Linked DNA regions of Mus musculus: region 2 is linked to region 1. Evidence: chromatin loops called from intact Hi-C (ENCODE). Cell type or tissue: heart. All regions are shown on one strand.

Region 1 (8,000 bases):
TAAGAAGCACATTGAAACTGTTTGGTTTCTGGAGATGCACAGTGGGAAGTGGCAGTTTGTGAGTGCTGGCTTGCTCTGTCATGGCTGCAGACACTGTGATCCTTCTCACTGTAGACCAAGACAATAACTCTCTTTGTTCACATTTCCATGTTAAGCAATCTATGTCTTCTACACACAAAAACACTATCCCTGGGTCTCTATGTCTGTCAGAATTCCATCATCAGATGCCCAAATATGCCACTGAGTTACATGAACACACAACATCAGGCTTCACTCCCTCTTTTCAATATTTTTGGGGCCTCTTTTATGTGAAAACACTTCCCTCAGGCCACAGAGACCCACCTGTATACTGGTGGCCTTCAATTTTGTCACTGGGAGTGATGGCCTCATGCCTTCTTCTAAGTCAATGCAAGGCCATCTTTGTACCCATCTTGGATACCATTTTGTTTCACCATGGGAACTTTCATATGCTTAACAAAGTCTCACTTTGGGCATATGGAAGAGATCTAAAAAATCATAAGTGCCTGTTCACAAAGAAGTCCTTTTAATATCTTTCTTTGCCAATGCATTGTTGCAAAATTAATGGGGTATCTGAAATGACTATGCCCTAAAAGGCTCATGATACAATGATTAACAAATATTTTTAAATGTATGTTTGGAAGCACTCTACTCTTTAGCCAAGTCAGCTTTTCTCTGCTGTTGGTGTCCAGTGTCCTCTGTGTGTATCTTCTCATTAGTACTCCACTCTTTTCATCATGCTTCCCGTTAAGATTAACTCTGAGTATAAAGGTATCTTAGCTATGGCTACCATCTTTGAGTAGTTCTGTAAGTGTCTGTAAGAATCCAAGAGCAGATTCCCTTTGAACTTTTTGTCTTGTGTTTCTATTTTCAATTCTTACACCCAGCAGTCAGTAAACATGTATTTATGAACAGTGATTCTCCTAGCATTTATTTTTCACTTAAGTTGAGAAAGTGTGTATATCCTAAACACAGAGAGAGAGAGAAAGAGAGAGAGAGAGAGAGAGAGAGAGAGAGAGAGAGAGAGAGAGACAGAGAGAGAGAGAGAGAGAAGAGGAGAGAAGAGAGAGGAGAGAGGGGAGAGAGAGGAGAGAGAGAGAGAGTGAGAAGTTTCATAGAGACCTTCCCTGGGAATGACCTGCTTGTGAAAATTTTCATAGTGGTTATGAATAACATGTCAGCTCAAGGATGCAAATAAAAAATATAGCCCTGTTTATTCTGTTGTTTGAAGGCTGCTTACACCCAGGATAAATATAGTTGGTTGAAATTGGCCCTTTTCAAATTACAATTGGTTCATCCAAAACATTTCAATTTTCAATTGAAAATTTGCCAGAAAACAGAAAATCTGATGCCCTGTACATTCTGAATCAGTCTTATATTTAAGATGAATCTGATGGTTTTCCTGTGCATCCTAAACGTGGTGAACCAGTTGTGGAAAGTCCCATACACATCTGTTTGTGACTTTGTCCCTTACACGTAACTGTCGGCCCTCCTCTGTGACTGATACTTGGGAGACTGATTTGTGAGAGTTGTATCTTCAAGAGAAATGTTTTCTCCTTGTCATTTAAGCACAGCATGTACAGTTTTCTAAGGATTCGTCGGGATGAAAGAAAAATGAAATGCAATATAGTTCAAATGATGTAAAAGAATATTATTGTTGCTCATACTGTGCTGCATTCTAGAATTCAATATGTTGCTCAAAAGGTCAGAGAATATATCTAATACATTTCCTAATGTTCTGAGGGATGGTAATGGAACTGGCCAGAAACCAATTCCAATACTCTCTGCTGCCATTTAATCAAAGAAACTTAGATAAGGTAACACTTTGTATAATGTGTAGGCAAAACATTTCATATTAAAAATTCATTATCTGCTCAAATTAAGCAAATGTCTTCATTCATGCTTCTCAGTGTCAATTTAACATTTTAGTTTAATAGTAATTTTCCACAGAAAGATGGAGTTGTGGCTTCTCATTATCTTAACGGGAGCCGATTTGAAATTGTTTCCCTTAAAGACGCTGCACAAGGTACGACTCACATCTCCTTTCTTCAGTCATACCTAGTGACATTTCCACTAAAGCAAATGTCTGCACTACAGAATCCACTAGAATTTGAATCAAAATAATTGGGACATAGTGTTATCATGCTAAAAAAAAAATGTTTAAACTTGTCACTATGCCTCAATGGAAATGTTTGACCCTCCAAAATGTGGAGTTTTAAGGCAAAGGTTTTGTAGACTTAACATCAGGAGGACAGGTTCTCAATGTATAGCTAGCCTAATTGAAAAATGAACATCACTTAGAGAGACTTGACCTGCCAGACTAAAAATATGTAGATCTAAAAGGATGCTGTAAAAGCACACTTTATTTCTGTAAGCTTCCATTTTATTTTTCAGTAAATAAAATAACATTCGATGCTAATACCCAGTCATAGTGGGTGTGCTGTAGACATAAGACAGTTTGTATGTGTTTTCTTTAATAATGTTGTGAGAGTTCACTGCTGAAAGGCTGCTGCTCTAGCGTTGACTTATTTTCTAATGCCAAGGAAGCACAGACGCGTGAGTTTTATGTGGCTGCTTTATAACAAGTATGGAGAGTGTTTGTTGTGGCAATGATTTTATGTTGATGCTGAAGTAATTGAAGCACTTAAAATATATTTATTCCATGACTCATATGTTCATACTATGTGCCAGATACAACTATCGGATACAAGTCTGAACTGCATCATTTTTAATACATTGTTAGCCTAACATAGCACTTTCTGGGGTGTGGCTTCAGGTAACTTTTGCCCCACTGGAATGCCAGAACTTGTAGTACTTCCTATCAAGGGCTTGTGGAATAAAGCACCCCACCCTTACCAAACATGTTCTGTTAAACATTTAATAAATTTCACTGTATTTCCATTTCTTCAGCATTGTTCTTGCCTCTTTCTCTATTTTGGAGCAATATATCTTTTCAAATCAGTAAATATCTTCTTTCCTTAGTATACTAATTTTACCACTCACCCGGTTTTATTTCATCTTTCATGATTTAACAGAATTGTTAAATGTTTGAATGTTATCCAATAGATTTATATAAGATACGTTAAACTATTCAAGTTACAGCTGTAGTCTTTATTTAGCAGATAGATCCACAGTTTCACAGTTGCCAGTAGACAGGGTATGAATGCTGTCTGCTCGCTCTGTTGTTTCCCTCCCTCACTGTGTTTCCTATCTTTTGTTCATTAAAATCCTTGCAAATTCAGTCAGTTCTAGTTCTCAGCTCTTAGTATAGTTTTCCACCATGGTTGGAGGGCAGGACTGAGCCTGTATCTTCTCTGATTTTACTTTCTCCCATCCTTGAAACTCTTGTATTGTGTAGAAAATAGAGAGTTGTTACCCATGTGGACCTGAAGAGTTTTGAGAAAATGTCCCAGGTGGAGTGAGCACAGAACTACATCATTCTTAACCGTTTCTTTCTTAGTGTTACACGTCAGATTTCACTCACAATAAATATGTAAAAGAGAAAAAAAGAGGACAACTGATATTTTTTTTTCAAAAATGTTGTCTATGTTCCTAGTGGAAATGGGCCACACATCCTTTTGTGACTGCTGTTTTGCAGTCCTGGAGTTGAGGTCAGTGCTCACACATATTAAGCAGGTCCTCTACACTGACACAAGGCAGCTGGATATGTAGCAATTTTACTTTTTATTCAATCTGAGTTTCTAAGATAATTTGGAAAGCTCTGAAATGCTATGCTTTGCTCGAGGCTGGAAGACACTAAGCAAATAACTTAAGAAACATTATTGTCTCTAATAGTGGTACGTTCTTTGAAGAAAAATGTAGGTTATTATATCAATGATAGATAGTGGTGTTTGTTCTAAAGGAAAAAAAACCCACACGTTGTTTCTTATGTGGTTTGACTTTCAAAATTACATAATATTCCTTTCTGCATGTCTAGAATGTACAGTAATATTTTCTAACTGTATTATAAAAACACATTTAATGCTGGAAATTCTGCTAGAATTGGGATTTAGATCTATTTGGCTACAATTAATTGCTTACTTTTTCTTATTTATGCAAAACATCTTCATTTATGCAAATATTTTATTTCCCAAACACTCTTGAATAATGCATTCAAATAATAAGAAAAGAATGATGTATTACTAAAAGGTATACTTTAAAAAATGTTTTTCAAAGGTACATAAAAAATGTCAAAAAGCTGGTGAGGTGTTCAGTGGTAAAGCAAAGGCAGATGCGCTTAGCCTGGAGGTCTGAGCTTAATGCCCAGGTGCCCTCACAGTGGAAGGGCAGAAATGACTTCTGCAAGTTGTCCTCTGCTCTCCACACATGGCACACAAATTTGTATAAACATAAGGTACAGACATACACATGTATAAATACATATGTTAATTAACAAATAAGTTGCAATTTTAAAAATAAAGCAGTATAGAGTATTAAAAACTACTGTCATGCAGAAGGAAGGATCATCCAGAGACTGCCCCACCTGCAGAGATATCCCATAAACAACCACCAAACCCAGGCACTATTGCATATGCCAGCAAGATTTTGCTGACAGGACCCTGATATAGCTATCTCTTGTGAGGCTATGCCAGTGCCTGGCAAATACAGAAGTGAATGCTCACAGTCATCTATTGGATGGAACACAGGGCCCCCAATGGAGGAGCTAGAGAAAGTACCCAAGGAGCTGAAGGGGTCTACAACCCTATAGGTGGAAAAACAATATGAACTAACCAGTATCCCCCAGAGCTTGTGTCTCTAGTTGCATATGTAGCAGAAGATGGCCTAGTTGACCATCAATGGGAGAAGAGGCCCTAGGTCTTGTGAAGATTTTATGCCCCAGTACAGGGGAATGCCAGGGCCAGGAAGTGGGAGTGAGTGGGTTGGGGAGCAGGGTATGGGGAGGGTATAGGGGAATTTCTGAGAGAAAACTAGGAAAGGGGATAGCATTTGAAATGTAAATGAAGAAAATATCTCATAAAAAAAAGAAGAAAAAAAAACTACTGCCATGATATGACTCATCTAAAGAAGCCCCTTCAAGAAATTTGAAATTTACCCAGATAGCTGTCTGTTGATCTTTAGACTAGACAGTATTTCATTGGTATTGTTTTCCATCTCAGCCTAGTCTGAACACACATTTTATGTAAATTTACCATTCTCTCGTTTACTATCTATATTCATACTTTTTTTCTTTTTTTAATGAGATATTTTCTTTATTTATATTTCAAATGCTATCCCAAAAGTTTCCTATACCCTTCCCCCACCCTGCTCCCCTACCCACCCACTCCCACTTCTTGGCCCTGGCATTCCCCTGTACTGGGGCATATAAAGTTTGCAAGACCAAGGGGCCTCTCTACCCAATGATGGCCGGCTAGGCCATCTTCTGCTACATATGTAGCTAGAGACACAAAATCTGGGGGTACTGGTTAGTTCATATTGTTGTTCCACCTATAGGGTTGCAGACCCCTTCAGCTCCTTGGGTACTTTCTCTAGCTCCTCCATTGGGGGCCCTGTGAGCCATCTTATAGATGACTTGAGCATCCACTTCTGTATTTGCCAGGCACTGGCATAGCCTCACTTGAGACCGTTATATCAGGGTCCTTCAGCAAAATCTTGCTGCTATATGCAATAGTGTCTGGGTTTGGTGGCTGATTATGGGATGGATCATATTTTAAGAACAGATTTCTTATTTCATGTGATTAGATGCTGGTGTTGAGTATGTTATATCCTCAAACGTACTCAGCTTATTCTAGGTACTGATTACCTTTCTGCGATTATTACCTTTAGTTAAATATAATTTAAAAAGTGATTTTCTAGCCTTCCTTAAAATCCTCTAGTTATATTCTTTAATATAAATAATATACATTTAGTGGATATTATGACTGACTGAATGACCAAATATTCTTGTCAATTCTTTTTCTTATTGAAAAGATATGCCAATAAGTGCAATAGAGATAGAATAAGTTGACCTGTTTGAAAAAAAATGATACCATCATTTAAAAGTGTGAATTATTAAGTTGACTGCAATTTAAGGTAGGTGTGAAAGTAATCATATGGATTTCGAACTAGCTTCTAGAGTATAAATAAATCATAGGAAGAAAATTGCAATGAACCAAATCTGTAGGAGGTGTTGGGGGGAGTGCAACAGAAGGTGGTATTTAAACTGATCATTTTTAACATTTATCATCTATTGAGGATTCAAAAAAGAATCTGTGAATAGCACATTGTAGAAACTTAGCAGCTTGTGCTAAATAGGGCAGCATTGCAAACAACAGTTAATAAGCAACATAGCTGACCCAACATAAACATCAGAAACATATGAAACTTTATGAACATTATAATGATGTACGTGTCACAGATAATAAAAACTAGCTTTTACACAGACAAAATGCAGAGACCAATAAACAAATTTTTGGGAGTCATATGGTATTTAATATTTCTAAGATGAGGGCTCAATGATATTCATGGTGTCTTAATCCTATGCTTCTGATTTTCTTCCTGCTCTCTAGGTGGTAAGAATATTTCTCTTAAACTACTCCCTCCTTTATCATCAACTTATCCAAGAAGAAATGAGGATTAACATGCTAGGAGAACTTGCATCTAGATATTCGTCATATATTTTGGTTTCTGGAACCAGGGTATGTGTTTGGCTCATGTCTCCACCACTTATCTATTCGTTTTTTTCCCCAGATTTACTCAATGGTTCTGTGCCTCAGTTTCTACATAAACATAGAATAATACTAATAATGTCTGTGAAACTTCTTTGAAAATATCAGAAGTACTTGACATACAGAAATATTGTGTGCTACTGTTAATTTCATTTTTACAAGTTTGCTTTCTAGAAAGAAATTGAACAAGCGATATTCACCACTAGGTCATGTCGAAAGAGAAATGATGTGGCAGGTATTACATTTTCAGACTTGGTAAAAAGCGTCCCCTGAGTACTAACTTCTTCACTGATATCTTGAATTATATGCACATAGGTATCTGGTTGAAGTAAAATTCATTTTGAAATTAGGATATTTTAAACACTGAGTTCTTTTCCTCAAGTAGATAAAAAGTATTATCTAGGTGAATATTGGACCATGCTATCAGGATAAATGTCAAAGAGATCATGCTGTTTTATGACATAACAGTACAGTTTAATCTGCCATCCTTCAGACAGGTATGTAGCTGCCTCGGCACCATGGTGTCAGGATGGGTGGAGAAGTACTATCTCTTTCATAAGCATTATAAACAAGAAATAGGATGGGTTGTCTTATTATCATTGATCATAGTGTAGTAAAAGCTATCATGGAATAAATGTAAAGAATGAAATCTATCATCTCATTGGATATGAATGTCTATTTTGTTGCCTTAAATAAACATTTCCATGAAGTAAAAATTTAAAAACAGTGCCAATCACACTTTCCAACTACACTCTGCATTCCCATTCTCTCCACAGATGCGTACAACTCTCAGAACTCATCAGAGACATTTCTTTATGTAGAAGAAGGTCACTGATGAAGAAATTCACAGCTGCCCATAGTGAAGAAAATAAGTGCTAAAGCCACAATTGTGACATCGAATTCACTCTCTGCTCCATGGTGCAGTGTTTAGACAGAGAAATTGACAGAGAGATTGTAAGAGTCGGAATCAGGGATGACCAGAAGAAAACCGTGTCCTCTGGGCATGACAGGAACACTGCGCTTATCAATGTCCAGCAGCTGTAGTTGCTTGCACAAGACTGGCACAAAATCAAGCTGGTCAGTAGTCTATCATGGAACTGGGAGTTGCTCATATGATTCCCTACCCCTGAGGAGGTAGGGATTCCTTATCTGGGGGGCAGTTGATAATTAATGACTTTTGAGGGAGAATAGTCAGTTTCCTGTAAGGATATAATCAATATACGCTCATAGGAGTAGGTAGACCTACCACTGAAATAGGTAAACCACACTCCCTTAGATGGCCCTACACCCAGGAGTGTATCAGGAGTACTAATTGGA
Region 2 (8,000 bases), 250 kb before region 1:
GTGGGTATAGGGAGGTAGGGTGGGTCTGGGACGAGTTAAGATAAGGAGTCTGTGTAAGTATGATAAAATTATCCAAGAATTAATACAATATTTGTTGTTAAATGAGCATGGGGTTCGAAAGCTGGCTCTGAAGTTAAGAGCACAGGCTGTTCTTTCAGCATGGACAGCTTTTCAGCAGCCACATGGTGGTTTGTGACTGTCTGCATCTCCAGGTGTAGGGGATCCTTATACAAATGATGTGAAGAAACAAATGCAGGAAAACACCCAGAAACCACATAAAATAAAAGTAAAAATCAGCAAGAGATAACTAATAAATATATACAAATTTGGAATAACTCTAGAAAAACTACTACAATGAAATATGTAATAATACTCCCTCAGAGCTTTTAGATTTCCTGAGACTTTCTCCTTACACTACCAACCAAGCATCCTTTTGTGATGGATGCGAAAGATCTTGTCCTTTTAGCTATCAAGAGAAATTGCTCACTTTGAGCTTCATGTTCAGAACACGCAGTGCCAGTTAAGAATAACAACCACTTAATTTCAAGCAAATTCTTCCTGTTTTAAAAATGACTTAATTGACATGACAGACTAGGGATGCATTGTTCAATGGCGCAATCCCATGCTGGCCCATTCTTTTTCCTATGGTCTTTATCACTGTTGCACAAGGCTTGACTTGTACAATTTTAACAATGTTCTCAAAACCCATACAGCAATGTAATGAACCCCGAGAAGGCTCTGCTGGCATCAGATGCTGAATAAGCAGACTCCAATTAACGTGGAAGTACTTTGTGAGCCACATCGGTACTCCAGAAACAAATTATATGGGTCGTTATTTTGCATTTTATTCTTTGAGATGAATATAAAGTAACAGATACCCAAGGAATGTCCTGAAATTCTAAAGGATAAATAAAACAGTATCTTATTTTGCTTTTGGATGAAAAGTTCGCCTATTATAATTATAACGTGTAAAGGACATGATACAAAGAGTTCCAGTGCTGCTGATTAAATCTGCAATTATGACTGCAGTAAACCTGACATAAATATGTGAACTCAAACATTATCCACCCAACTTCAGTTTAAAATACAAAGAGACTTTAACAAATGTTCTTAGCTTTATGACAGTCATTTTATGCCTATGGACATTAAAGGTAGAAATATCTTGACTTAGTTTTACTCTTTAAAAGTTAATTGAAAATTATAGATGGATTTTCTCATCATTGGGTGTAAAATAATTTTAAAACTTTCCTAATATTTTCCTTAATTTAACAGGACATTGTACAAGTGGCAAAGATTAGAAAAAGAATCACACTGCATTTCATTTCTTGAATAAAATGAAGACAAATGCAGAAATCATGATTCTACCAGAGTAAACATGCCAGGTAGACTGTAAATTTAAGCTGTCAATAGATTTCTAAAAAATGAATTAAAGGAAAAGCTGAAGGGAAGAAAATGTTACAATAGCGATAGTTTGGGGCCATTAGCTGCTTGAGTGATCAGTACCAGAAATAATAGAGGAGACAAGAAAATTTATTCATAGTGTCTCGAATATTGAAAAGATACTTGATGTCACAGAAATGTTAACTCTTAGGCTTACAAGGCAGCATCTGGCTGTTAATTTTATATGAATGTTAAAAAAGTATGGTTATTTATTTATTTATGTATTTATTTATTTTTGGATCACCCAAAGACATACATTTAAAAAGACACCTATTCTCTTCAGCGTTTGTTTCCACTTCAATAATGGGAACTCTAGCCGTGAATTCAGGAACAGACTGACCCTGTTGGATTTCCAAGGTTATACTGTGTCCATTGCTACAACAAACTATGTCAAAGGAATGATTACAAAATGTGTATTTTGGTAGATGGACATAATAATAGAAAACATTGTATCTTGAGTGGCATTGTACACGATGGAAACTCTGTTAACCTGTTAAGTACAGAGGGTATAGAAACAAAACCAAGTAGGACATTGAAACATTGAAACTGTGAGGAAACACCTTTGGATATTCAAAGGACCATGCAGATGTGTGTGTGTGTGTGTGTGTGTGTGTGTGTGTGTGTGTGTGAGAGAGAGAGAGAGAGAGAGAGAGAGAGAGAGAACTGCTCATATACTGTGGAGGTCTTAATGTCTTTGTTCTGGAAGGAAAGGAAGTTTTCAACCACAGCCACCTTCTCAGCCTCACCGCCCCCCCCCCCCCCCCCCCGTCAGGAAGCCCTTTGGCAGCAGCATAAGCTCTGAGATTCCAGGGCAACATTTGAATGGAGACTTTGGCTATACTTCCCAGCATTTGAATGGAGACTTTGGCTATACTTCCCAGCACATATTGCTCGCTGCAGAAGTCGATGCAGTCGTATGGTTGTCTCTGGGTGGCCATCTGTGGCCGTTCTGCACTGTGTCAGTGCTCACAGGGAGTCTGGAGTTCTTGCATCTTCAGAAGTTAAATGTTCAGACACACCTAATAGAGACAGTCTGCCATTGCTCCTTGGCTAGGCGTGAGGCTACATTGAGGATTGTTGTTCTTGATTTAAAGGACACGTTAGGAGGCTTTCTGCTTGAACAGCCTGAACTAGCCTCGCCGTGCTTCCTCTAGGGAAGTGTCTCTAGCCAACTTCATTCCAGTCTAGGCACTTTGTGTCCCAAACTCTTCACAAGGGCCTATTTTCTAGCCTGGGAAGCACCTACACCTAGGCTGGGCTCATGAGATTCAAGCCTTGGTTTCTGATGAAAACATCTGAAAAGGAGATATATCTTTCATTTGTAACAAAAAATAGAGTAAGAGTTGGGGTTTTAACTGCCGGAAGCCACTTGGTTATACTGTTAGAAAAATTGTCAAAACATTTTGTTTGTCTGAAAGCCAGTTCATAGTGGCTTTTCTATTTTGCAACTGTTTTCCTGACAGAGTGAACGCAGGCCTCTATGAGCTTGGCGTTTGACCTTGCTAATGCCATTAGCAAAGGACAAATGGTGTTTGCTAAAATTCTCAGAGTTTTGCAAAGACTAAGAGACTAATACAGTCAATATATTCTACTAAACTGTTAGACACAGACACTACACTTCATTTTAGCCAAAAGACTTGGAAGCAATAAGAACCAGGGTATTCTATTACCAAGGGTTGACAATGGATAATGGGGTCATCTCTGATCATTACTTTTGGTCAGAGATAGTAGTGACCCAGTATAGACTCGTATAGCCCAGCACTTACCCTCAAGGGCAGGAACCACACATTTATTTTATCTATAGTTTATTCCTGTCACCCAGCAATGTATGGGAAAACAGGAGAGAATAAATTTGGTTGAAGAGTGAACATTGGTGGCACAATACTGAAAGAGTCAACAAGGGGTGTATTTGTATCATCATCTGGCAAAGCTGGTAGTCAGGAGAAAAAGGCCATAAGTAGTCCTTTCACAATGGTGCGATGGCATAGGTGGATAGAACAGTCCACACCTAGAAGTACAGGGCACAGAGGTTTGGGCTCACTCTCTACTGTCAGGCAGAACATCCTTGCTTCTAAGCACGAGTACTTATTTGTTTTCAGTTCTTAGGACATCTAAATGTCTCATGTTTTAATTTATTTTGCCTGTAAAACTGTTAAGTATAGTATCTTATGTGTTGTTATGGAGATTAAATACATTAGTGAGTAGCCTATCTAAACAACCTAAACAACTGCTGTCACTTTTATTCTTTTTACTATTCCTCACATCACCACAAAGATTGCAGATATGTATATATATATATATATATATATATATTTATATTTATATAGAGAGTAAATATATATAATTGCTACACACACACACACACACACACACACACACACGGATTATATTTTTTTTACTTAATTTGCTTGACTTTAGCTCTCAAACCTATGCACATAAGAAATGACAGGGTACTCTACCAGTGCCTGACAAGTACAGAAGTGGATGCTCACAGCCATTTATTGGCTGGAGCACAGGGTCCCCAATGAAGGAGCTAGAGAAAGTACCCAAGGAGCCGAAGGGTTTTGCAGCCCCATAGGAGGAACAACAACATGAACTAACCAGTACCCCCCAGAGCTCCCAGGGACTAAACCACCAACCAAAGAAAACACATGGTGGGACTCATGGCTCTAGCTGCATATGTAGCAGAGGATGGCCTAGTCAGTCATCAATGGGAGGAGAGGCCCTTGGTCCTGTGAAGGTTCTATGCCCCAGTATAGGGGAATGCCAGAGCCAGGAACAGGAGTGGGTGGGTTGGTGAGCAGGGGAGGGGGTAGAGGATAGGGGATTTTCAGAAGGGAAACCAGGAAAGGGGAAAAATTTGAAATGTAAATAAAGAAAATATCTAATTTTTAAAAAAGAAGGAAAAAAAAAGAAAAGAAAAAGAAATGACAGGGTAGAAATTTTTTTTTTGAAAATGTAGAATCCCAGGTTTTGCTTTCAAACATTTTGCTCACCTAAGCCTGGGGTAAGAATAAAGGCTCAGTTTGATATGATTTTCGGATATGCCAGTTCAGGTGAGTGCTGGACATCGTGGGATAGCTGGACTCTGTGGTACATCACTGATTTTAAAACTGCCATGGGCTCTTCAGAATTCCAGATCCTCTCTCGTCCTGGGGCAGTGGTTGGTGAAGTCGGCGACAGAGCAGAGGCCCTGTGTGCACCATCATTTCTATTTGTAGCTGAGTGGAGTTGGCAGCGGGCACAGGTTGGCAGTGGCTTCCAACACACTCCTTGTCAAAGCACACACTGTTTCTGCAGCTGGCATCTATTCCCTGAACATCCCAATTATAACAGTATTACTGAGTCCTGTGACAGTCACACATTTCATCACCTTGGGGGACTGGACAGAACAGGTTTACCATGGCATGAATGCCCTCTTCCCCACTTCCTCTCAGATTCATCATTGCTTAGGAATCTGGTTAGTCTTGCTTGGCAGTGAGGGTTTGCAGTTCCTAATCAGGGATGTTTGAAGCCCAGAACATATCAGAGATTATGTATAAACTGCGGGCTGTAGAACTGCAGGATATGCCTGCTGTAAAACACTAGTTCTTTCTTTCTTTCTTTTTTTTTTTTTGAGGTATTTCCACTATTAAAATTATCACGGTAGTGATGATCACATGCTTTGTGCTCCTCTTCTGTGCCTCCGAGGTATGGTCTTCCCACTGCTGGATGCACATGGCTGACTCTCTCTAATATGATGGAACCGTGGGGTGCTTCTCACACTCCTTGCATAATGGAGGGTTTCGACTCCAGCACAGCCTTTTTCACTTAAGGGAAGTAAGAATGCTTAATGAAATAGATGTTCCATGAGAGTTATGAAATATCTCAGTGTATGATACAAACTCAAAGTACCTTTGCTTAGCAACCTGGTTTTAAAATGTTGAGTAGCAATTGGACACATTGGGACACATATATTGAGAATATCCATCTTTGTAGGTAATTACTGGCAATGTGTCTTGTTAGCTATATTTAATTGAGATATTGAAAAGCACCAGCATTTTTTTTTGTAGTCATCTTGTCATGCTTGTAGGATTAATATGTGTAACCACCACCACCACCACCATTTTCTTTCAGATCAGAATAATTAGTTGGTGTTAGCTACAAGGAAACCGTAATGGTAAAATCTGGACCATCAGACTGACTAAGATCAATATAAATAAGAATTACCAACAAAGCTAAATTGACAATAAAGGTAAACAACCTCAAGGCACAGTAAATCCATGTGTATGAATCCATACTATGAACTTGTTTTCTTTAAGCTTATTGCCCCAGGGAAGGGGGATGCTAGAGGGTTAAGGTGGGGGTGGGTAGGTAGGTAGGTGAGTTCCCTTTTAGAAGTAAAGGGGAGGGTGGATGAAAGGCAGTTTGCAGAGGGGAGTCCAGGAAGGGGGGCAGTATTTGAAATGTAAATAAATAAAATAATCAGTAGAGAAGATGATGGTATCATGGTTGGCAATGAGAGAAATCAAAACTCTGTAAAATAATCTGAGTGCTCTTTCCTTTGTAACTCAGGAGAGATGTAAGTATTTTGAAACAAAAAAATACCTAAAGATTATATACCTTTGATGTAAAGACAGGAACTTAAATCTTCTGAAGGAAGTTCAGAAAAATGAATTATTTTGCTACGAAAGAAATGGAGATCTGTGTTTAAAAAATTGTTTTTATTTGTTATTTTATTTATTCCCCTTCCCAGTTTCCTATCCACAAACACCCAATGCCCCTTCTCCCATGCTTCTATGAGGGTGCTCCCCCATACACCCATCTACTCCTGCCTCAGCACCCTACATTTCCCTATGCTGGATCATGAGCCTCCACAGGACCAAGGGCCTCCCCTCCCATTAATGCCAGATAAGGCATTCCTCTGCTACATATGCAGCTGGAGCCGTGGTCCCCTCCATGTGTACTCTTTGGTTGGTGGTTTAGTCCCTGGGAGCTTGGGAATGTGTGTGTGGGGAAGGTTCCTGTCCTCAAACACACCAGAAGAAGTCATCAGATACCAATACAGATAGATGGTTGTGAGCCACCATGTGGTTGCTGGGAATTGAACTGAGGACCTCAGGAAGAGCAGTCAGTGCTTTTAACCGCTGAGCCACCTCTCCAACCCAAGATGGAAATTTATGGTTAGCAATGTCCTTCCAAACCTAATTCTCTGTCCTCTGGCAGTCATTGTGTCCTCTTGTAGGTGGTCTATGTTCCAGTAAACTATCTTATTTCCATGCACATACAGGCAGCAATAACTGGACTCAGTAGGTTACACAGGGGAGAAATGAAAAGAGGGTATGAAGTTGAGAGGTGAAGTAGGCAGTGATTGGTAGGATTTGGATGAGGGGTGAGGAGGGAGGAGTTATGACCACAACTTAGTGTACAAGTGTATGAACTCCTCAAAGCATAGGTAACATTTAAAATATTGTAAGAAAATCACTATAACAAAGAACATTCTTCCCGATTTTACTTCAGTAAAAGCCAGGGAGAGCAAAAAGTGTCTTAACAAAGTTGTTCCATTTAGACTCTGAGCCGGTGTTATTTAGGGAACTGTTCCCGAGGGAAGGAATTGAGAGAGAGATTTAAAGTGTAATAGCACCTACAGCATTTGCGAATTTGTCTTGTGAGTGGCCGTGCGGGTGTTGGGAAGGTCACAGTGTTGTTCAAGGTCTCTCAACCCAGAAGCCTGTGATTCAGCCTCCTTGTAGATAGCACGGGCCCCTGGGGATCAAGCGATTGCTATGAGAAATTCCCTGTTCTCCAAGTGCCTCCAACGAAGAGGCTAAAATAGATGACAGGGCAGCTTCATCTGGACGTAGGGCCGAAGGAAAGAGCTTTGGAAAGGCTGGCGGCATGCCTGATGGCAGGTAAACTTCCTTTTGGAGGACTGCCACTTGGACATTGAAAAAGGAACATGACTGAAAGTTGCAGTTGGGCAGCCCCAAACCAGGAACCTGTAAAACAATGCCTTGTCTCAAGTCTCAGCCGTGACTATGAAGTCATCTTTGGCTTACACTGGATAGGACCTGTTTTCTTTTTTTGACAGTGATAGAGTTATTTACCATGTAAAGTTTAAATTCCTACTGTGACACATAAGCATAGAACAAACTTAGGCATTTTAACACTTTTAAACATAGAGTTTAGTAATATTAACTTCACTGGCATTGTTCCACTGCCGTCTCCTGAGCTGTTTTATTTCTCTACAGTAGAACTCTCTAGCCACCGAACAATGACTCCTGATCCCCCCCAATAGAGTGTTTCATAATTAATCCTAGTAGGATGCAGTGCATAAGAAGACACGTATTACTAAGCTTTCCAAGAAGGGAAATTTAATTATGATCATTCTACCTTAGAGGAAATGTGTGGCAATCCATCAACTGCAGAAAAGGGTTAATTATGACTACAAGTTCTGGAGTATAAGAGAAAGATGCATCCTAATTTGAAAAAAAAATTAATATTTTTTTAAACAAGAAGCACTCAAACATAAAGAGGTGATTCTGCCTCTCCCTTAGGACTTAGGCACAACAGCATAGACA

The links. Peaks named below come from ENCODE experiments on the same cell type or tissue, not always from the same donor. Only the 100,000 strongest peaks of a DNase experiment are listed, where the experiment ranks them.
Region 2: it touches region 1 in a loop (4-fold over the local background); 3 of 42 quality-filtered maps call a loop at or near these places.

Annotation. Positions count from the first base shown.
Region 1 is chr17:62,162,875-62,170,874 of GRCm38, reverse strand. No RefSeq gene overlaps it. Among named protein-coding and RNA genes, the nearest start is that of Gm52291, 110 kb to the right of the region's middle. In heart, no CTCF peak of the experiment used is centred here; no DNase peak of the experiment used is centred here.
Region 2 is chr17:62,412,142-62,420,141 of GRCm38, reverse strand. No RefSeq gene overlaps it. Among named protein-coding and RNA genes, the nearest start is that of Gm25800, 41 kb to the left of the region's middle. In heart, no CTCF peak of the experiment used is centred here; DNase peaks (open chromatin) are centred at 4,711 and 7,251.